3 separate regions of the Homo sapiens genome follow, and all the other regions are linked to region 1. Evidence: chromatin loops called from intact Hi-C (ENCODE). Cell type or tissue: heart right ventricle. All regions are shown on one strand.

The links. Peaks named below come from ENCODE experiments on the same cell type or tissue, not always from the same donor. Only the 100,000 strongest peaks of a DNase experiment are listed, where the experiment ranks them.
Region 2: it touches region 1 in a loop (8-fold over the local background); 65 of 110 quality-filtered maps call a loop at or near these places.
Region 3: it touches region 1 in a loop (3-fold over the local background); 26 of 110 quality-filtered maps call a loop at or near these places.

What each region holds. Positions count from the first base shown.
Region 1 is chr18:42,295,412-42,303,411 of GRCh38, forward strand. The region is part of intron 3 of LINC00907 (long intergenic non-protein coding RNA 907); the gene reads left to right. Among named protein-coding and RNA genes, the nearest start is that of LINC00907, 110 kb to the left of the region's middle. In heart right ventricle, CTCF peaks have their summits at 3,529 (motif pointing right) and 3,734; DNase peaks (open chromatin) are centred at 3,550 and 4,016; H3K4me3 peaks cover 585 bases; H3K27ac peaks cover 849 bases.
Region 2 is chr18:43,264,440-43,272,439 of GRCh38, forward strand. It overlaps SYT4 (synaptotagmin 4), which reads right to left. Exons shown (of 4, transcript NM_020783.4): 3 at 7,273-7,393; 4 at 3,453-6,209. The coding sequence ends at 5,902. Among named protein-coding and RNA genes, the nearest start is that of SYT4, 9.0 kb to the right of the region's middle. In heart right ventricle, CTCF peaks have their summits at 7,583 (motif pointing left) and 7,790; no DNase peak of the experiment used is centred here.
Region 3 is chr18:42,110,443-42,118,442 of GRCh38, forward strand. No RefSeq gene overlaps it. Among named protein-coding and RNA genes, the nearest start is that of LINC00907, 72 kb to the right of the region's middle. RefSeq lists an enhancer at 3,383-3,522. In heart right ventricle, CTCF peaks have their summits at 4,083 (motif pointing right) and 4,288; a DNase peak (open chromatin) is centred at 4,069; H3K27ac peaks cover 467 bases.

The DNA.
Region 1 (8,000 bases):
TCCAGCTACCAAAATATCACATGGATATTACTGGAAGATTATATAGAGGGAAGGCTCCACAGGCTCAGCTGAGGAAGGGAAGAAATTGAAACTATGGAAACAAATGAGGTGTGTGGGGGTGTGAGAGATTTGGTGACCAGGTACAGGAGTCTGTTGTTCCAGAAAGAGCAGTGCTCCATTCATCAAGCCTTAAGCAGCCAGGAAGATCCATAAGGGAGATCCATAAGGGAGTGGCCACACGGAGTGATCACTCACTAGCAAAAATGTAGTGGGAAGGGGGCTAACCCCCAACCTCCAATCATCTATTTCACTGAGGCCTGAAGATTTACCACAAATAATTCCTTTCCTTGTTGTAAGCTTTGCCGTGCAATACCTTTTTTTTTTTTTTTTTTTTTTTTTGAGATGGAATCTCACTCTGTTGCCTAGGGTGGAGTGTGGTGGCATGACCTTGGTTCACTGAAACCGCCTCCACCTCCCAGGTTCAAGTGATTCTCCTGCCTTTGCCTCCTGAGTAGCTGGGATTACAGGCATGTGCCACCACATCCAGCTGATTTTGTTGTTTTTAGTAGAGACAGAGTTTTGCCATGTTGGCCAGGCTGGTCTCAAACTCCTGACCTCAGGTGATCTGCCCATCTTGGCCTCCCAAAGTGCTGGGATTACAGGGATGAGCTACCGTGCCCACCCCTGTAGTACTTTTATATAGATAAAAATACTTCTGGGAAGGGTAACACTAGAAGTTAAAACTCCAAGAGACTTTGGATATGATTTAGTGCCATGTTTCACTCTACAAAAGAGGAAACTGAGGCCCAGAGAGTTCAAGTGGCTATCTTATAGCAAATTCACAATGAGTCCAGTACTAAAACTCACTTTCAGACTTTTTTGCTATATTGAATCACCACATATGACACTGTGTATTCATTAACATTAAAGCAATTTGACTTCATGTGCCCTTCCTGCGCAGCTGTGGTTCTGATTTAAATATCATTTCTTGAGAGCCACATAGGAGGTTATTGACTCATGTTTCTAGCTATTGCCAAAACAACCACAGTCATTTGGAAAAAAAAAAAAAGCAACAAAAGTTTTGCAGAGATACTTGCTATTAGGTTAATTTGCAAAGCATATCCTGGATGCTTTCCCCTTACCTTAGAACTTTTTGTAAAAGATTCAGGAAGTTTCTGGCATTTTCTCCCTTTTTAACTTTTTCTTCTTTTATCCTGGAAAAGAGTAGAGAGAAGACTGGTGTATAATGAATGTTGAATGATGAGTAAGAATGATTTTCCTTCAAAGTCAGGGTTGGCAGCTGGTCACTCACTGAGTGATAATAGCAATAAAAACAAAAGCTAACACTGATGGACTGCTTACCATGTGCCACACATATTGTTCAAAATGCCTTCATTATTTGATTCAACTTATTTTATCCTTATTATAATGCTACAAGAGGTTGAGCAATTTTCCCAGCTCTTAAGGGCCAGATCCAGGATTCCAACTCCAGCATCTTCCTTTCAGAACCTAGGACAGTAACCACTCAACCACACAGCATTTTGTTATAGAATGTAGCTGATTTCCCTGAACTTTCTTCTTGGTGATCATTGTTACAGTTGCTCCTGTCCTCAATGTTGAAGAATACATATGTAATCTGGATCTCTAAAATTTTATGTGATATTAATTGCTTTACTCTGATGTACAGAGATATTCAGATAAAGGATGTCCTGGGATTATGAGATTGACTAAGATATGGCGATAGAAAAGAGTCCAGGACTTCTCAAGATTGGTGATCCCAGTGTCAAAAACTTTCCAATGGCTAGAAGCACCTCTCTATTTTGTGACAAAGGAACAGTTTATTGTGAGAAATGTTGTCTAAGAGACCAGAGACTCCCCTGTGCCACTTGTGTGCTATGAGACCCTGGGCAAATTACTTTTCTTCCAGAGATCTCAGTTTGGTCCACTTTACAATCATCTTTGTGTTTTCTTCTTGCTTCAATCATTTAGGAATTTAAACATTGTTTTTCCACATGACTCTTCTTGGAGAGTAGAATAGCTAACCCTACATATAGATAAGAGCCAGGGCAGGCTTGGACTTTCACCTCCATGTCCCAAGTGAGCCCTCCTCTTTTGTCTTTATGGTGGGTCAGTGCTGAATGGCAAAGCAGACAGAGCTGCCTCCAAGACAGCTCATCACTGGCAGGAAATCATTCTAGTTCCTGGCATTACACCTACACATTCTCTTTCATTGCCCATTTCTCCACTCCCAGTCATAACAGATGGGGGGCAGGGGGGCGGGTCCTTGTCCTATAGGCCTATTCAACTAGGAAGGTCTGGGGAGTGGAGACAGAGATGTGGAAAGAACTGTAAGAATGGTCCTCAGAGCTGCTTCACAGCTAGTGAGGCTGGATGAAGAGGTGGTCCGTGGTATTAAAGAAAATACGATCATCATCAGCTCAACAACCATCACTTACCCCCAGGTCTCATCACCAAATACAAAAATAGCACCTGTTTCTGTACCTTGCACTCTTTGTTGACACTTCTTCCTCGATTTATTTTCCTGTTAATTTTTCTGTACATGTTAAATACATTTAAATAAGTTCCACTAGCATAAGCATTAAAGCAAGATAAACTTCACTATTCAATTTGCTTTGGGCTATCAGAGATGTCAGTCAAGATTGTGCAAGTAGATGAAGAATGTGGAGATGGGCTTGGGTGGGTGTCACCTGAGGACTGGAAGAGGAAAGGGCAGGAGGAGAAATCAACACCCAGATCATCAATCAAACCCCCCATCTTTTAGGTCACAAGAGTCTCTCTTTCCCATTTTCTAAGAAGGATTTAGTGTGGAAGAGGCCATAAAAGTGTGTTTCTTTGGCATTCTTAAGTCTAAATAACCCGGTTGGGCTGAAAACCTCTGTCCAACACAGTTTCACTGTTAAGATGTGTGAGTGTCAAACCCACCACGGTGGCATGTGCCTGCAGTTTAGCTGCTTGATGCTGAGGTGGGAGGATGGCTTGAGGCTGGAGTTTGAGACAACACTATGCAACAAAGGAAGACTACATCTCAAAAAAAAAAAAAAAGTACGAGAGTCAAAACTACAGAGCCTCAGGTTTCCAGTTAATATGGAATGTGAGAATGAGACTTCCGCCCAATTCCCCAATTCCTCCCTCCTCAGTCTCTGTCGTTTGATTCTTTGGGTATGACAACTTAGCACGTAGAATAAGCTCACTTAATGTTAGTTAAATGGACTTATAAAATTCACAACATTGAGAATTTCGAGAAAATAGGGGCAACAAAAAGAGTAGGAAGGTAACCATGCAAAAAGCCTCCCCACCCTAACCAGCTCATGCACATACATAAAACACAAGAAAGTTAAACAAAATTTCATGATGTAGTTTGTAGTTTGTCTTGGTGAAAGAAATTAAATGATTTGCAATGAATTTCAACCCTTTGGCAGAATTAATGGACCTATTGCTGTGCAGACACTGCTGCTTGAAGGCAATGGAATTGGAAATTTCCATGCACCAGGGCTCCCTGGCCAGCAGATGGCGATGTTTCTTAGTTTTACAGGAAGATGCCAGGCCAGAGGCCGTTAGTTATGCAGGGCGTGTTTATCAGATGGCTGTTAAATCGGTTCAAAATCTGTAAAGGATGGCAGATCAGCTCTTATTTATTTATTTTTACTTAGAGTTGATGAATTCAGTAAAATTTCATGATGGGAGAATGAACGCTGTGCCTTTGTGTTGGGGATGGGAGCAGAGGACGACCAGTATCCAAAATGGTTGGGTAGCTGCGTTTTATCTCTCTCAGTTGCTTTTTAAAATGAGATTCTTCTCGCGCTGCCTTCTAGCAGCCTGGATTTAGTCAATGTGGGACCAAAGGGCACATTGGCAGCAGTTTTGTTCATTTTCTTTTACGTTTCTTTGTAAGTGGGCTTGTCTTCCCGGGTCAACCACTTGGCTCGCAGATCCTGGGGCAGAGGCAAAATCTGGGTGAGGCTGGGTCGGGAGCCAGGGCAGGGCTGCTCAGAGTTGAGGAATGGGAGGGAGGAGAGCTGCTTCTAGGCTCTTTCTCAGCCACGTGGGAGAATTGGAGATGGATCCACTTTCTCCTCCCTGAGCCCAGCAGCTATTGCACTGAGAGCCAGCATCCCTCTGGAAAGAGGCCGAACCATTTTAAGCAGAGGGAAAGAAATTTGTGGAGTAAATTGGTCTTAAAATACTGCCTGCTCTGTGTGCTGACCCATTAAGGGATATGGCACCACTTGGGATCCAGGATATTCAGTTTCTTGATTTGGAAGTGTCACTAGCCTACTGTGTGATGTTGGACTTGTTTTTTCATCTGTAATGTGAACACTTTGATAGAAATCTTACACCCATAGTTAAATTTGTATTCTTCTGAACTAGCAACTCTGGTGATACAGGAGAATTTTTAGATGACCAATTAAGACAGAATATTTAGGGGTGGGACCTTGGCGTGCACCTTTTTTAAACAAGCTGTCCAGTTGATGTAAATGTTCAGGTGGGCTTGAGAACTGTTGCTCTAACCAGGGGATCTCAAAGGGAAGTCTCAGGACAGCAGCATCAGCCTCACCTGAAACCTTTATTATTATGATTATTTTTGATGCAGAGCCTCGATCTGTCACCCAGGATGGAATGCAGTGGCGTGATCTTGGCTCACTGTAACCTCGGCCTCCCAGGTTCAAGCGACTCTCCTTCCTCAGCCTCCCAAGTAGCTGGGATTTCAGGCGCCCGCCACCACACCCGGCTAATTTTTGTATTTTCAGTAGAGACAGGGTTTCACCATGTTGGCCAGGCTGGTCTGGAACGCCTGACCTCAAGTGATCCGCCCCTCTCGGCCTCCCAAAGCGCTGGGATTACAGGTGTAAGCCACCACGTCTGGCCCAAAAGCTTTTCAGAAAAGCAAATTATTAGTTGCCCTAATCAGAATCAGAAATTCTGAGGGTGAGACCCCAAAATCTGTTTTAACAAGCACTCAAGGTGATTTGGATGCAAGCTAAAGCTTGAAACCTACTGTCGTGTTTGGAAGGATGAAACTTCCCCGTACCTTTTGCATAAATGGGGCTGGGGATTACTTCTGGGAATGGGATGTAAACCCGGTGTTATATGTCATTTCCTGGGCTAAACGTTTAGTTGTTCGTGTATGACCTTTCATTTTCTCATCTAGGTAAGTTGTGTGATTTTAAATAGAGAGAAATGCAGCATGCTGGAGCTTCTGCTAGTTTGGACCCCAGAGTTGCTACATTAACATCTTGTAAATGAAACAAAACAAAACAAAAATTTTTATGTTAAATGACTGAAATTTTGTGGCTGTTTGTTCTTGTATTATAGCTTATCCTATCCTGATGAATACAAGTATTAATGCTGTAGTTCTGATGATTTGGTTTGATTAGTGCTGATAAGAAGAGGAGGGACTTCCCCATCCCTCCTCAGTCACCAAACATCCATTTCACAGTTCTTCTAAGAATATATATTTAGGTTTAACATACTGGGATAATTTGAGAAAAGCTTCTATATCTGGTTGTGGGTTGCACGTGCCAAAAATGGGAATGGAATTGAAAAAATATTCAGTCTCATGTCCTGATGTATTCAAATATCTATATTTGGTATTATAGTGTTCAAATATTGGGGTCTGAGTTTGCATCCTTAAAAGTTCTTTCTATAGCTCTGGATTATTATGCTGATACTAAGAATTTGATATTGCTTCTTCCCATTGTAAGAGCTCAAATCTGGGAAGGCATTCTCCTTCTCTTTAGACCTTTCCTAAGTAGACTACTTTGTCTTTCTATGACAGAAACTGCACGTTTTGTGCTCCTTTACTGAGGCGAGTGTCCCTGGACTTGTCCTTTCCCCACCATTGCTTTTTCCTTTGTATATTTATAGCCATCACTCTATTAAGACTGCTTCACAGGGTGGCTACCTTTACTTCCTGTTTTATACTCATTAATAGAAACTTTCTCAGACCTCTGTTTTCATCATTTCTACCATTAATCTTTCTTGACTGTTATTGTTTTGTTTGTCAGACCCCATTACTGTTGTCATCAAAATAATCACCACCACCATCATTAATATTGTCAACATAGTCAACATTTATTGAAATTTTGCTACATCGTTAAGAGTCTGAACTATTGATCATTGATCAAGATATCATATATTTGACCGTCCTTTTGCCCCATCAGTTTGCTCTTCTGCTCTGCTTTGTAACTGTCTGTTACCTTTTCATACTTCTGCAACATGGAATTACTGCCCTGATCCAAGATCCTTTATGTATAGTTTTCTTATTCCTACCTTAGTTCATTTATTCAAAATTATAATGCTCTCTTTTGCTTCATTAAGATATGGCCCTTAGAATCCTGATTTATAAACAGCAAATGCCCAATTCTCATTCCTCTAGGGATCTCTTTGTGACTTATTCCATTTTTAAATTAGGAGAACTCAACAAAAGCTGCTGTTATATCTGCATGAGTTTTTCCCTCTGGAGTTGGTGTTGACGATCTCCCCAGAGCTGATTTGACTAGGTCATTAAGATGGATGAAATAACCATATTGACTGTTTAGTGAGCTGGTTATTTCAGTAATCTTAATGAGAGAATTAGATCGATCCCAAGGTACTCCAAATCCTTATTTGATGATTGACCTAGAAGCAATCAATTGCCCATGTTGCTCTATATGAATTCTCTGCTTCCGTCAACCAGTCTCACTCCCCACACACCCCCTAAACATGAACTCTACAATACACACACACAGGTACATACATAAGAAAACCCATGGGCAGATGCCTTATTGGAGATCAGGCTGGAACACACAAGTAAAAACGTGCAAGGGGATTTCATTTGTGTTTCCAAATGTTACTAGGACTCAGTGCAGGGAAGGCAAGAAGGGGGACTGGTGGCAGAGTCTAACCTTATCACATGATGCATGTGGTCACCGGGGCAGGGTGCTCAAAGCCTGTTTATGTGGATATTGAAGCAGAAGGGAAATATGAAGCTTTAAAATTTACAACACACTCTAATGTTTGTGCTGCTATAACAAAATATCACAGATGGGTAATTTATGAAGAACAGGGATTTATCTTTCACAGTCCGGAGGCTGGGGAGTCCAAGATCAAGGGGCCGGCCTTGGGGTCTGGTGAGGGACTGTTCCATCGATGGTAACTTCTCACTGTGGCGACCTCTCTTAGAGGAAGCTAGAAGAGAAACAAGGGGCAAACTCTCTCTGAAGCCTCTTTTATAAGGACCTTACATCTTAATACCACCACAGTGGGGATTAAGTTTCAACATTAATTTCGGAAGGGACATTACATTCAAACTCTCCATCCAACTCTTGTCTTTGGGAAGTTCATCTATAAGCTGGGAATTGTGACCCTAACCCTACCAACCATACAGGACTTTGTGCTTACTAAATAAGACCCAGATGGAAAGAAACTTTGAAAAGTATAAAGCATTGTAGGAATGAAGCATGATATACTCAAGACCTAATATCGGTCATCAAAAGGAATTCAAATGTGGGAGATAATTTGTCAGTATTGACTAACTTAAAAAATAATTGTTTTCTCTAATTTTTTTAGTAACTTTCTTGACTTCACTTACCCAGATAATAACCTCATATCTCACCCAAACATTTACTTTGCCTGTGTGCTTGCACTTTGAATTTCCCTCTAAATATAAGAAAAAAGAATTTGTGTGTCTGTGTGCACACATATGTGTCTCTGGTGGGCAGAATTTGGGAGTGTGTAGAATCTTGGAAGGGCCCAGGGGCTTCAACTGAATGATCCAATCTGGCTTTGAAGCCACTTATAGGACTCAAAGCTCTAGACTGTCCTGCTGAGACTCACACAGAGCAAGAAGGAGGGGTGAGAAATGTCCATAAGTATTTTCACTCAAACCATGATGCAGGAAAGAAATGCCACAGACTATCAAAGAAACAACTATTGATGTCTCCTGTTTCTGAAGCGCTACAGATTTTAACGTACTAAAATGTAAGTTTGGTGTTTTTTCA
Region 2 (8,000 bases), 970 kb after region 1:
ACACCAATCAAATGTAAATTTGGTCTTTTCACATAGTCCCATATTTCATGGAGGCTTTGTTCATTCCTTTTCATTTTATTTCTCTCATCTTTTCTTTCTGCTTTATTTCATTATCTTCAATCTCTGATATCCTTTCTTCCTCTTGATAGATTTGGCTATTGATATTTGTGTATGCTTCACAAAGTTCTCGTACTGTGTTTTTCAGCTCCATCAGGTCATTTATGTTCTTCTCTAAACTGGTTATTCTAGTTAGCAATTCGTCTAACCTTTTTGCAAGGTTCTGAGCTTCCTTGCATTGGATTAGAGCATGCTCCTTTAGCTCGGAGGAGTTTGTTATTGCCCACCTTCGGAAGCCTATTTCTGTCAATTTGTCAAACTCATTCTCCATCCTGTTTTGTTCCCTTGCTGGCGAGGAATTGTGATCCTTTGGAGGAGAAGAGGCATTCTAGTTTTTGGAATTTTCAGCCTTGTTGCACTGGTTTCTCCCCATCTTCGTGGATTTATCTACCTTTGGCTTTTGATGATGATGACCTTTAGATGGGGTCTCTGAGAGGATGTCCTTTTTGTTGATGTTGATACTATTCCTTTCTGTTTGTTAGTATTCCTTCTAACAGTCAGGTTCCTCTGCTGCGGTCTGTTGGAGTTTCCTGGAGGTCCACTCCAGACCCTTTTCGCCTGGATATCACCAGTGGAGGCTGCAGAACAGCAAAGACTGCTGCCTGTTCCTTCCTCTGGAAGCTTCATCCCAGAGAGGCACCCGCCAGATGCCAGCCAGAGCTCTCCTGCATGAGGTGTCTCTCGGCCCCTACTCAGAGTTGTCTCCCAGTCAGGATAAATGGGTGTCAGGGACCCACTTGAGGAGGCAGTCTGACCCTTAACAGAGCTTGAACGCTGTGCTGGGAGATCCGCTGTTCTCTTTAGAGCTGTCAGGCAAGGACGTTTAAGTCTGCTGAAGCTGTGCCCACAACAGCCCTTTCCCCCAGGTGCTCTGTCCCAGGGAGATGGGGGTTTTATCTATAAGCTCCTGACGGGGGCTGCTGCCTTTTTTTCCTCAGAGATGCCTTGCCCAGAGAGGAGGAATCTAGAGAGGCAGCAGGGCCACAGTGGCCTTGCTGAGCTGCAGTGGGCTCCAGCCACTTTGAACTTCCCTGAGGCTTTGTTTACACTGCGAGGGTAAAACTACCTACACAAGCTTCAGCAATGGCAGACTCCCCCTCCCCCCCGCCACCTAAACTTGAGCATCCCAGGTCAACCACAGACAGCTGTGCTGGCAGTGAGAATTTCAAGCCAGTGGATCTTAGCTTGCTGGGCTCTGAGGGGGTGGGACTCACTGAGCCAGACTACTTGTCCCCTTGGCTTCAGCCCCCTTTCCAGGGGAGTAAACAATTCTGTCTCGCTGGAATTCCAGGCACTACTGGGGTATGAAATAAAAATTCCTGAAGCCCCCATTTTTGTGCTTGAAACCCAGGGCCCTGGTGGTGTAGGCACTGGAGGGAATCTCCTGGTCTGTGGGTTTCAAAGACTGTGGGAACAGCATGGTATCTGGGCCCAGTGCACCGTTCCTCACTGCTTCCCTTGGGTAGGGGAGGGAATTTCCTGATTCCTTGCACTTCCTGGGTGAGGTGATGCCCCACCCTGCTTTGGCTCACCCTGCGTGGGCTGCACCCACTGTCCAACCAGTCCCAATGCAATGAACTGGGTACCTCAGTTGGAAATGCAGAAATCACCCACCTTCTGTGTTGATCTCACTGGGAGCTGGAGACTGGAGCTGTTCCTATTCGGCCATCTTGCCAGCAATCCTCTATTTAATCATTCTTAGGATAATGTACCTTAAGAACAAAAAGAACTGCTCTTAAAATATGTTATATAATATTATTAATTTTGGGGAATCATATTTTTGACAGTGATACTAGTATTGTTTTCTTTTTTTGGTTTGGTTATAGTTGACTTCTATTTCCCATTAAAAAGCTTTATTGAGGTTTAATTCATATATAATACACTGCACACAGTTAAAGCATACAGTTTGGTATACTTTGGTACTCGTATGGATATTTTGGTACTTGTATGTATCGAGGGGTCATTAACTTTTATTGCTGAGAAGTATTCCATTGTGTAAATAAACCACAATTTTCTTGTTCATTCACCTGTTGATGAACATTTGACTTGATTCCAGTTTTTTTACTATTAAAAATAAAGCTGCTATGAAAATGCAAGTCTTTGTATAAATGTATGCATTCATTTGTCTTAAGTAAATACTTAGGAGCAAAATGACTAAGTCATGTAATAGGCAAATTTTTAACTTCTTATGAAAATTACAACTTACTTCCCAAAGCAGTTGGACATGCTATATTCCTTTTAGCAGTGTACAAGGGGTCCATTTCCTCCATAACCTTGTCAACCCTCGACATTTTCAAAACTTTAATTTGTGTTACTATAATTGGCGTTCAGGGTATCTTATTGTGGTTTTAGTTAGCATTTCCCTAATGGCCAGTTTCCTTAGAAAATCTCCTCCACATCTCTAGTTGCTTTTGGCAGGTACATTTTCTTAAAATATACTTGAATTCTAAAATGTAATGTCTCTTTTAACATAACTATGTACACTCTTACTACAATTAATACAATTTGAAACAAAATAAATTAACAGTAAATTCCAGTTTTATTCCATTTGCAAGACTGTTTTTTTCAACATGTGATTACCATAGAATATTTCTGTAGAGACTAGAGCTGTGAAAAATGTCTGATTCTCCAGGTGGTGGGTCCTGTTGTTCCCATTTACCTTAGCAGGTGTGTAATGGTAATATAATATATTATAGATGTTCTGGTCTGTTTTTTCCTCCTTCTTTAAGAAAAAATAAGACATCCAGGTCCTCATCATTTTATTAATCAAATATTTCTCAGGATGTGAAAAAAAAGAAAAAGGAATATAAAAGCAGTGATATGAAATAGGTAATGAAAGATGTTAAAATAAGAAATGAGATAATGGAAAAAAATAGAAGAGTAAATAAAGAATGGTGGCTGAAAATACTGGGGAGAAAAGTAAATGAAACATAGAAAAGTGAATAAAATTTAGAAAAAAGTCAAAGAATGTGAGAATAAGCCTAAACATCTAGCAAAGCCAGTTGATGAGGTCCCCTTGAGGAGAGTGGAATGGTATGGAGGGAAGGGCAGGGCAGGCCATGAAATCCTCTTGAGTACTATTCCTTCCTACTTGATTCCATTGCCTATGCTCCTTGATCCTCAAGTTTTGCTTCTGTATAATAAGGTTAATGATATCTGCTCCAGGTGATTGTTATGAAGATTTTTTTAAAAGGTGTATTAAAGATTCTGATGCTCAGTAATTAATGGTCCCTAACCTATACAAGGAGATCCACTAGGGAAACTTGAAAATTCAGTCAGCAATAAGAGAAGCCTTATTACAGAGTCCATTGGCAGAAAGTCTGCATTGAAACGGGTTGGGCAAAAGCAGCAATTTATTCATGTCTTACAAACATGGTCTTACAAACATCATACAGAGCTGGCACAAAAGAACAGACACTGTCTCACACACCATGCTTCCTTCCAAAACACTTCTATTGAGTTACAACATCAGAACAAATCAATTACTGAGTTACACAGTTCTTCAAACATGTATACCTCCCCATTTGGGTGGTGAGATTGGCTAATCAGACAAACAATTAATTTACATGTTTAATACAGTGCAGGATTTGTAACAGGATTCAAGATATTCACATTGATATTGTAATACATTCTAAAACAGTACATTTTCAGAAATGATGAAATTAGGTATTAAGATCTCCCTGCCTGTTTCAATTCCTTTGTTGTTTCTTTTCTCTTTTCTGAAAACCAGTTGCAAATAGTTTTACTCAACTTTTCACACTCAAAAACACTTTAAATTTTAAAAGCTAAAAACTATTTACAAATTATCCATTTTAATTTTAAAAATGTTTGTTGTTGGTTTCATTGTTCCATGTTAAAAAAAAAAAAATCGGCCTCGTCCAACAACCATACCTCAGCTGCTACCACCATTAACTTCTGGCTGCCGTGAAGAATACTTAGAATTGGCCCCTTACAACTTTTCAGAGGTCCAACATATATTCTGTTCCACGGCCCATGATACCAAATGCACATACATAAAATGGCCATTTGACTTCCCCAAACTACACACCTACTACAGTTCATTTCATGTTGCTTTCACAGAGATGCCGAGTGGAGCAAGATGCTGTGAGGTGACTTTGTAGTGGAATGAAGACAATGATTGGGAAATATGCTTTTTTAATCCCAAAGTCATTTTAAAGCACAAAAAAGAGGTTGATTTTTAATCTTTGTACATACAGAATGTAATACATTTTCTTTACATTAGGCATAGTCATAAAAAGCATGTATAAGTTGTTTGGAAAATGCATTTTTCATAGAATTTACAAACACTGTGATATCAAACACATTCTCAAAAACTGCTAAAGTACTGACACAAAACCTGACTCAAAATGTAAATTTTTCAGTAGACTTAATTTCTAACTTGCATATTTAATAATTCAACTGTACTCAAGTTCCACTCATACTTCTCTAAGAACTCAAATATAGTGACATTACTCTCAAGCTAATTCTTTTCAAATAATCACAGGGTGCAGCTTTAATCTAACAGGTTCTGAATGAATTTCAGAACCCTGGCACTGGAAAATGATACAAGACACAAGTCTGTAAACTGCTCTATAGACAACAGCTCAAGACAAATTAGCCTAGAAAAGATAGTGAAACACATTCTTTGTTGTGCTAATTTGACAGCCTAAGCATATTTTGCGTGAACATATGTAAATTATATTAGAATTGCTCTTGAACGATTTTGTAGTCTTACATTTGTTTGTTGGTTAAGTAACACTTTTTATCTGGCAATGTAAAAAATCTTCACAGTCTTTTCAAGTAGCATCTTAATCTTTTCTGGGGGACAATAAATTAAATGAAGACTTAGGTGGCCATGCCGACTCTGGGTACAAACGATGGCCTTAAAAGTACACTTGCACACTATACCTATTTCCTATAAGAAAATTGCACTTCTAACTGGATTTCTAGTTGAAGTTTATTTCTTTATTCACTAACTAATTCAACAATTTCACAAAGGTACATAGGGATTTCTCAGGCCACACTGAGGCTTGTGACAGGCAGTGAATAATCCAAGGCCATGGTTCTTATGTGAGGTTATATTTTACAAAATTTTGACTCACATGTAACCTTAGGGGGGAGAAAAATTATATTTCAGCCACAGTGTTCTCAACTCAGCCCTTTGATAAAATAATTTCTCAGCTTGTTCACTGTCCTTTTGAAATGAATCTGAGTTACTCTTATGATAAAATTGCATCAAATAATTACAAACCAAACTGAAATGACCAGATACTTTTATATGCAGGACAACCATTTGCACATGACAGAATTAATAAATACAAACTGGAGGACATTTTTTTAGTATCTTTGGATTTAAAGAAAAATTGATTTCCCCAACCTGAAGATAAATGGATAAATTTTCACAAGGCAAGGCATACTTTTCGTTTTTAAATCTTAATCACATTAACTTTTTGTGACATGTTCCAATGAGATTGTCACATTTATAATTTGGGATTCTGGCACAGTATTCATAAAATGTCTGACTATTCCTAGTTATATCACTGGTAATCTGAAGGAGATATTGAATATCTTATGAAAATTTATCCAACTCTTCTAATAAATAGGGAAATTATCATAATACACATTTGAAGTTACTTTCTGGTCTACTAATTCAATCCATTTCTAGCAACAACAACAACAACAAAAAGGTAGCTTGATTTCCCAAGCTTGCAATCCAATATAGAAAGAAAGAAAATTTCTCCTTGCCTAGTAAAAACCTTTAAGTTCCAACTCACGGCTAGGATGCTAACCATCACAGAGCACGTGCCACTTGGCAATTTGTCTCCTGGGGTAGTCACAGATCTCTTTCCAGTGCTCTCCACCAGTTCCTTCTGCTGCTGCACCCAAGACTAACTGCCCGATTACCTCATTTCGGGACCCCCTTTCAGAATCCAAAACCAAAAATTCAACACTTATATCTTCAAGGCCCTCACAAGGAATATCAAAGACAAACAGCTCATTGAACACTGCATTGGGGGTGCATTTCTTCACATGAGTCTTCTTCTTGGAGATTCTCTTTTTGGCATGGTACAGGTTCACTTTGACATAGGGATCTGCAGTGGAACATAACAGGCATTACAATGGCATAACTGGGCTGGAGAGCTGATATCAAGATAACAGTGCCCTTAGAGATCATGGCATGCCAATGACATGTGGTTACCAGGAAAATAAGTCAAAACAACAGAAAAATATGGATAAAACTTGGCATTTCTCTTGTCAACAGAATTGAAAATAAGGAAGAATATGGAAAATAAGAGAAAAAAGTTCTAAATTAGAGAATAAGGGAAAAAATTAATGATAGGAAAAGAAGTAACACAAAAGGAAAGAAAATAGAATGTTCTATGGACCCATTCTGATTACTATTAACTTACTCCAGAGAATAGGATAGAAGGAAAAAAATATATTAGACAACATGTAGCTTTACTGACTTGTATGACTTTGGGTGAGTCTATTTCCCTGACTTTTGGCTGTGTTTTCCATCGAATGAGGATTTAGAGTCCACAATGGCAATATTCTTTTTAGTTTTAACTTTTATGAATTTCTTTAGTCACAGGCTGGATTTGCTTTCTGTTTCCTAGTGTTGAGCTTCTCTGTGTCATTGTTAGTATGTAGATTTTAAGTTCATGCTACTTTATCACAATTACTTTTGCCTTTTTCTGGTGGCACCATATGAGTTAATTTTAGCTTCACAATCTAATCTTTTAAGACCATGTTTTCAACTCCCATCATTAAATAATAATAATATTATTAGATGATATCTGAAGAAGTATGTATTTCTAGTTCTCACAAGGCCCCTCAGGATGAGTAGCATTATGTCCAGTTTGTACAGTTTAAGAAACATACCCAATCATATTTTGCTAGTGAATGGAAGGGTTAGGATTTGAACTCAGGTAATTTTAAACTGTAGCTTATTTTGTTTCTCATTGTGCTATACAACATAAAATTGGCGTTTTGTTTCATTTTTTGTAAAGCTAGTCATAAAACTAAAAGCTAACTTTTATAGCAGATACATAAGGTATTAGAGAAAAGATAGAAGAGTAAGAGTAGGTGGGCTCATTTGCAGTCAAATACATTCCAATCATACAGTGAATCTGAATATTTCAGAAGCATTCTTACCTGAAAGTCCGGACACATCAGATTTAGGCAGATGTCGAGCTTTTAAGACAACCACAGTTAGAGTGTTTGTGGTGGACTGATAGCAGAGAGAGATCAGTAACTCACCCCGTCCTGAAGACTTCTGCAGAAAGAGAAATGTGATATAAGTATTTCTATCTTTTTAACTTTGAAGTGTGTACTTTCATTAAAGTTTAAATAACATCGTCATTTAAATATAATCTTACTTATTTTTATTTTAATATTCTAAGGAATTGAAGAGTAACTAAAAGCTTTTGAGCAGTACCATCGCTGCTTGAAAAACCACTGCCTGCCATCTTGTGGTCTTGTTTGGTACTACAGGAAGTTAAAATTGGCAATAAATTGGCCACACCCATTACTTAGAAATGTTTAAAGGATATTTAAATTATATCCTACACAGGATTATTTTTGGCTTTTGGTTTTTAATAACATCTCTACTTTTCAAAGTTATTAATAGTAATAAAGCTTATCTAATTCTTTGCATGAGTATGTGTTGGGTCAAATGACTACACATACTCATGCAAAAAATTAGATAAGTTTGATTTGATTTCAAATTCTTTAGCACCGACATATTGAAATTTGAACTCAGACCCAGTGAGAATTATTCTGATCCCAACTACATTCCTGGCCCAGAGGGATAATGGAGTTAAAATTCTCTGCCTCTTTCACAACAGCAAGTTTCCATTTAAGCCAAGGAATGAATTGATCTT
Region 3 (8,000 bases), 180 kb before region 1:
TTCTCTACACCCTAACAAAGTGCTTTTGCATAAATTATCTCATTCTGATTTTTCTTTCTAAATTACAGAAGTCTTGTTCAACAGGAAGGGTAGATTTTATTGTATATATTTTAAAGATCATAAAGCTGATATTCAGAGAAATTATTTAAAGCCACCATGAGCTCCAGTTCTAACATATGAAAGCTCATTTTAACTCCCTTGAAGTGCTTTCTCCCTCTATGATATTGCAGTGCCTATCTTCTACTATGATGGAGTGTCAGACAATAGAATGGAAAAGGAAGTTAGACTTTTGGCTAGAAAAGTTTAGCCATAGTCTTGAGAATGGGCTTTTGTGCTACCTGTCTTAAAGATGAACATGGTAGACTAGAACCTACTTGGGGTCAGACAGAATTTGGTTCTTAATCCAACTCTGCAACTTGCTAGCTGTGTAATCTTTGCAAGTTACTTAATGCCTCTGATTCCCAGTTTCACCTACTATAAAATGGAAAAATTTTGAAGAATTGTGACAATTTGAGATGTGCATATAATTTTCTTGGTTTTGGTATTTCTGATTATTAACACCTCACACTTGCTCTCTCCATTTTCAGGACAAGGAAAGCTTAAATAAGAAGATAATTCAGGCTATACATACAAGTGTTTACACACAGTTTGGCTTGGGGTTAAAAAAACAAAACTGATATAATTCTGATAAGCAATAATTTTTATGTTAACAAACAGCTTATTGATTCAGTCAAATCTGGGTTTTCCAAATAGGGGTTTATATGAAGATAAAGTCTCATTTCATTGAGTTCTCACACCTGGCTGTCTAATACACTCATCTGGAAGGTTCATCTGGGGGACTAGAAAACAAATGAAGCAAGAAGTGGGATGTCAAGAAGTATGGAAGGTCTCATCAGAGTTTTACCCTAATTGCAAGGTGGCAAATTGTTCTACCACAATTTCATGGGCACTGGCAGAACACATGAGTCTCCTGAGTCAGAGACAAAGGATTTTATTGCTCACAGCAAAGCTAGCAGCATGAGCCTCATGTTCATGTCAGTTTCTCTTGGCCCTCAAGTTCAGAGGCAACATGGAGTAGCCTAGGTAGATGCTGCACACATAGTGAGTGTCACAGATGAGAAATCTTGAATTTAGGAAACCCCAATAGTTTATTAATGGACTGCAAGCAAACTTGCCCTTCCTTTTTGCAGAGAAAGTCATTATCTTTATTTACTAAGCTACAAACTGTTGCGGGAAGTCAGGGACTCCGAATGGAGGGACCTGCTAAAGCTGTGACAGAAGAACATAAATTGTGAAGATTTCATGGACATTTATCACTTCCCCAATCAATACCCTTATAATTTCCTATGCCTGTCTTTACTTTAATCTCTTAATCCTGTCATTGTAATCTGAGGATGTATGTCGCCTCAGGACCCTGTGATGATTGTGTTAACTGCACAAATTGTTCATAAAGCATGTGTGTTTGAACAATATGAAATCTGGGCACCTTAAGAACAGGATAACAGTGATTTTCAGGGAACAAGGGAGGTAATCTTAAAGTCTGGCTGCCTGTGGGCCGGGCAGGACAGAGCCATATTTCTCTTATTACCGAAAACAGGTAAGAGACATATTGAATTCTTTCCCCAACAAGGAATATTAATAATTAACAGCTGTGGGAAAAGAATGCATTCCCATGGGGGTCTCTAAAATGGCCACTCTGGGGGCGTCTGCCTTATGCAGTTGCAGATAAGGGATGAAACACACCCTGGCTGCATGCAGCACCCCCAGGCTTGCTAGGATTAGGAAATTCCAGCCTGGTGAATTCTAGTCATACCGGTTCTCTGCTCTTGAACCCTGTTAAGATGTTTATCAAGGGCAATGCGTGCACAGCAGGACATGGAAGTTCATGGGTGATTCTAGTTTTGCCCTGACCTTGTAATCTCGCCCTGACCTTCTGTCTGTGATCTTTTGTCGCCCTTGAAGCATGTGATCTCTGTGACCCACACCCTATTCGTACACTCCCTCCCCTTTGAAAATTGCTAATAAAAACTTGCTGATTTTACAGCTCAGGGGGCATTATGGAACCTGCCAACATGTGATGTCTCCCCAGGACACCCAGCTTTAAAATTTCTCTCTTTTGTACTCTTTCCCTTTATTTCTCAAACCGGCTGACACTTAGGGAAAGAGAAAAGAACCTACATTGAAATATTGGGGGCTGAATTTTCCCCGATAACAAATAAACCTGCCTTTGGCTCTGGAGGGAGTGATCTTCTAAGGCTGTTAGCTATACAAACATATTTAGGAAGACAGTCAAGAACAAAGGGAGTTGGGCCTCTGTTTCTAAGATATGCAGAAACAAGAAAGAGCCATAGAGAATTGTCTCACTGCAAATGACATACACATTCTTTGTTGATGAAATAATATCCGCTAAAAGCCTACTGTATATTAAGTGCTGTTTGTTTTACAACGGCTCAGTGACAAAAGTCAATACATTGCTGTATTAGTCCATTGTCATACTGCTATGAAGAAATACCCAAGACTGGGCAATTTATAAAGAAAAAGATATTTAATGGGCTCACAGTTCCACGTGGCTGGGGAGGCCTCACAATCATGGCAGAAGGCGAAGGAGAAGCAAAGGCATGCCTTATATGGTGGCAGGCAAGAGCACGTGTGCAGGGGAGCTGCCCTTTATAAAACCATTGGATTTCATAAGACTTATTCACTATCACGAGAACAGCATGGGAGAAACCCGCTGCCATTATTCAGTTACCTCCCACCGGGTTCCTCTGACGACATGTGGGGTTATGGGAGCTACAGTTCAAGATGAGATTTAGGTGGGGACACAGCCAAACCACATAGAATCAAGAGTTCTTTGGTAACATCCTCCAGAATTTCTCTCCTTTGAGAATACAGATGAACGTTTCTAGATTGAGCTCACTTTCTTTTACTGGTAAACTTGCCAGACTTAATGTTTTTAAGGTTTCTCCCTCCCCAACTTTTAAAAATATTTGCCATTGAGCACTTACTATGTGCTAGGCACACTGAAGCTTTTCATGACTTAGTGCCTGCCTATCTCTGTTTTACAGATAAAGAAACTTCTGCCCAAGTGTTAAGGCAGCTTAACCAGGGTTACATGGGTGTAGACTGTTGCCAATCTCAACTACGAAAAAAAGCAAAGTGTGTCTTTGATGCAATTTTGCCTTCTTGAAATATATTTACCTTCTTCAAATACTTGGAGGGGGAGGAATGAGTACAAATGGAATGGGGAAGTGAGAAGCAGAAACAGAAAAACTGAGAAAAAAAATTCTCTTCACATTTTTTAGTCACCATTTAAGCTGCTATATATACACAGTGTGCTTGGGGAAAGCTGTAAAATAATTAATAGTGCATGGGAGGAACATTTGTATTTCAATTGTCTACATTTAAGGAACGCTTTGCATATCTGTTCAAGGCTTCCAATCATGGCCTTTAACATGAATGAGGGAGGAGGAGACAAAGGAGGCCCAGAGGCTAGAGAAAGCCTCAGACAGGGCACATCAATCGCCATAGAATCCCAGACCTGACCTTGTTGCCAAGCCTCGAAGTCCAAGTCTGGTTATCTGTGTTTTTTCACTGAGAATGAAGTTCTGTTTGTGGCCTCTTCTGTGGTTTACCCATGATTGCATCAGAACGGTGCCCATAATTTTCCTTTATAATTGGCTTATGTGGGCCACATGCAATAAAGGTTATTGGACTCTAACCAGTCACTTCATAAACTTTCAGATGCACTAATTAGGTTTATATGTGCCACAATCCTAGAAGGAGAGAAAACCAATAACTTTCAGCCAAAACTTATCTGAATTCTCAGGGCCTAGAGAATTCTGCTTTGTTAGAGTAAAAATTAGCTTTCATCTTTCAAGTGCAGCTATGAACTAATAATAAAGACCCTGAGGGTTTTCAGTACTTCATATTTTTCACCCCTGTAGCTAAGAAAGTAGACAGAATAGGCACTATTATCTCCAATTTCATGCACGAGGCCGCTGATGGCAGTTTAAATGTCTTCCCAGAAGCCATTCAGCTAATTGTTGGTAAAACTGAAACCAGAAACAAAATCCTTCCACTAGATGGCGGTGCTCACTAAGCTAGAGGCTTGGGTGGTCCGGCCAACTGTCTAGGGCTTGTTTCTCAGCACAGAAGCCTGAAACGTTTTTTGTTTTTTTGTTTTTCCCCTGAAATAACTAAAAGAAGAAAGCTACATTATATGTTCTAAGATTTTCCATAACTTCTCTCCATTCCACTATAATTTAATGTGGTTAGTATCATAATGCGTATCTGAACAGGGTGTTTCTGGAATAAGCTGCTCTTTTTATAGAGGATGGTGTTTTGGAGGCAGTATTTATAAAGTAAATTTCTGAAGATTGGGTTGTATTTTATACTTTAATTTACATGATTAAAATGGATATGGGCATCAAGAAAAGAAATCCTACGTCTCATACAAAATATGGACTTACAGAAACAAAGATAAGGACTTAAAATAATACTGTTGAAAGAAAATCATACCATTTGGATACGGTCTAGATAACAAGAATCACTCAGAATAAATCCCAAGGAAAAATACTGTCTTGAAACTTCATTCCCCCTGATTTGCAGTTGTACGAGGAACAATGTAATAATATGTAAAATTCTAGTTTCTCTGTGTTCAGTTAATATGCTCATTCTATTCTAAATATTCTTTAAAAGCAACCCTGTTAAGTTTATAATATAAAAAATATCAGCCATGTGTTGGGTTTAATATATGTTACTGTGCTGCTACCTGTTTGTTGACAGTTTGCATATTAAGTATTTCTGTCCTGGTACTGTTGAGACTTGCTTTTCAAAATAACCTTGTGTTTTCTATTTAATAGACTTATTTTTTAGAGTAGTTTTAGGTTTACAAAAAAATTACACAGAAAGAGAGCTTTTTATCCTTCTCCCCCAAGTTTCCTCATTGTTAACATCTTACATTTGTGTTGTACATTTGTATTACTCAGTTCTCATGTTGCTAATAAAGACATACCCTAGACTGGGTAATTTATAAAGAAAAAGAGGTTTAATGGACTCACAGTTCCACATGGCTGCGGAGACCTCCTAATCATGGCAGAAGGCAAAAGAGAAGCAAAGACACATCTTACATGGTGGCGGCAAGAGAATGCATGCAGGGGAACTGACCTTTATAAAACCATCAGGTCTTGTGAGACTTATTCACTATCACAAGAACAGCACAGGAAAACCTGCCCCCAGGATTCAGTGACGTCCTGCTGGGTCTCCCCCACAACATGTGGGGATTATGGGAGCTGCAATTTGAGATGAGATTCAGTTGGGGCACAACCAAACTATATCAATATTTGTTAAAATTGATGAAGCAATATTGATGCACATTATTGTTAACTAAAGTTGATAGTTTAAGGTTTACTCTTTGTGTTATACAGTTCTATATTTTTGAAAATGTATAGTGTCATATATTCACCATTATAGCATCATACAGAATAGTTTCACTGTCCTAAATGTTCCCTGTGCTCCATCAATAGAACGCATTCCACCTTCTTGCAGCCCCCAGACCTTGGGAATCACTGGCCTTTTTACTGGCTCTATAGTTTTGCCTTTTCCTGAATGTTGTATTATTGGGATCACAGAGTAGTTATCCTCTTCAGACCGGCTTCTTTCACTCAGCAATATGTGTAAGATTCCTCCATGCCTTTCATGTCTGCTGGCTCTTATTTAAAAATTGCTGAATAATACTCCATTGCATGAATGTACCATAGTTTATCAATTCATTTGGTGAATTGCTATGAAGTTTGCTTCTAATTTTTCGCACCTATGAAGAAAGCTACTATAACTATTATATGGACACAAGTTTTCAACTCACTTTGATAAATATTTAGGAGCATGATTGCTGGATAGTGTAAGTAATAGGAAAGAGATATGCTGGGTAGGTAAGAGAATGTTTAGTTTTATAAGAAACTGCCAAACTGTCAAAGTGACTATGATTTTGCATTCCTAACAGCAATGAATGAGAGTTCCTGTTGTTCCATATCCTCACTAGCATTTGGTATTGACAGTGTTCTGGATTTTAGCCATTCTAATAGGTATGCAGAGGTATCTCGTTGTTGTTTTAATTTGTAATTCCCTAATGACATAAGATGTTGAATATGTTTGCAAATGCTCATTTGCCATCTGTATGTCTTCTTTGGTGAGGCGTCTGTACACATCTTCTGCCCATTTTTAAATTGGGTTATTTGTTTTCTTATTGTTGAGTTTTAAGAGTTCTTCGTATATTTGGAGTACATGTCCTTTAATAGATATATCTTTACAAATATTTTCTCCCAGTCTATGGCTTGTCTTTTAATTCTCTTTAAAGGACTTGTTTCTTAAGACCTATTTTAAAGCTAATGGGAACATTTGACTCATTTGACATAGAAAAAGATCTTTTCCTGTAACCTCTTCATTTGTAAGAAACCTCTGGATTTCAAGTCAGGCTCTGCTTCAAGATAAAGGAAGACAGTTTCCTCTCTCAGCGTCAATTTTCTTATGTGTAAATACAATAACTTGAGTTGGGTTATTTCTAAGATTGCTTGTAGCTTGAATATTGCATGATTCTATTTGATGACTACGGATTATGAGCAGACAAGGATTTTTTTTACAGCTCGTATTCTCTACAAGAACGTTATTACTGGGGATCTTTCTAATTCTCCACATATATTGATGTCAGAAATGGAGATTTCATTCTTCCTTGGATTGGATGCTATTTAATCCTATCTTAAAATGTTTATAATTTTGTGTAAAGGACTTATGCTGTCCTACAAAGCAAAATTTACAGACACACAAACAATGAAATAGAACCTGACTTGGTAAGGTTAGAGAAAGCAGAGTTAAGGGCAATTAGAAACTCTGGAGTATTCAAGAAGGCTGTTTTAGGAAGTGTGGTGGAAGTCAGCCTTGAAGATGATACTTAACATTTAGTTTTGGAAGGAAAAAAAATGAGGCATTTTTTTCTGCCCTTCACATCAAGATATTTGGGGTTAGGCTAACACTTTCAAGTACACATGGAATAAACAGAGACTTTGGACTTGGAAATCCAAAAATGAGAGACTGAGTCATGGAGAGAAGAACGATTCATCAGTGTATTCAGAGTATTTTTTTTTTTTTTGCGATGTCTCGCACTGTCGTCTGGGCTGGAGTGCAGTGGCACGATCTTGACTCACTGCAGCCTCTGCCTCCTGCGATTGAGAACCTCAAGCGATTCTCCTGCCTCAGCCTCCCCAGTAGCTGGGATTATAGGCACCTGCCACCACACCCAGCTAATTTTTTGTATTTTTAGTAGAGACGGGGTTTCACCATATTAGCCAGGCTGTCTCAAACTCCTGACCTCGTGATTCACCCACCTTGGCCTCCCAAAGTGCTGGGATTACAGGTGTGAGCCACCACACCCGGCCTCAAAGTGTTTTTTCTTAATTTTAGTTGGCTTTGAGTATCCTCTAGGGTTTGGAGTTAGCTTGACTTTGGAGCTTGCTTCCCATTTTTCCCTTTGCCGGAAAGTATCCCGTCCCCAGTCTTGCATCATCACCTGATCCCAGTGCCATCTCCTCCACCAAACCTTCCTAATACCATCTCAGTAAAAAGAGTTATTATTTCCCCAAGATCCTAATCTATTTTGCCTGTCCTTGCCTGTTTCTTTGAAATCTTTTCCTACACATTCCTCCTTGTACTAGGCTCTTGTCCACAATCAAGCTCACCCTTTTCTTAGGGTTTTTTCAGTAGCTCTTACAGACTTATAAAACTCTGCCTACAAAGTTCCTCAGGCCTGGCAATTTTTTGTCATTAAAATCTCAGCTGGCTGGGCATGGTGTCTCATGCCTGTAATCCTAGCACTTTGGGAGGCTGAGATGGGTGAATCACCTGAGGTCAGGAGTTCAAAACCAGCCTGGTCAACATGGTGAAACCCTGTCTCTACTAAAAATACAAAAAACTGGGTGTGGTGGCACGTTGTTGTAATCCCAGCTACC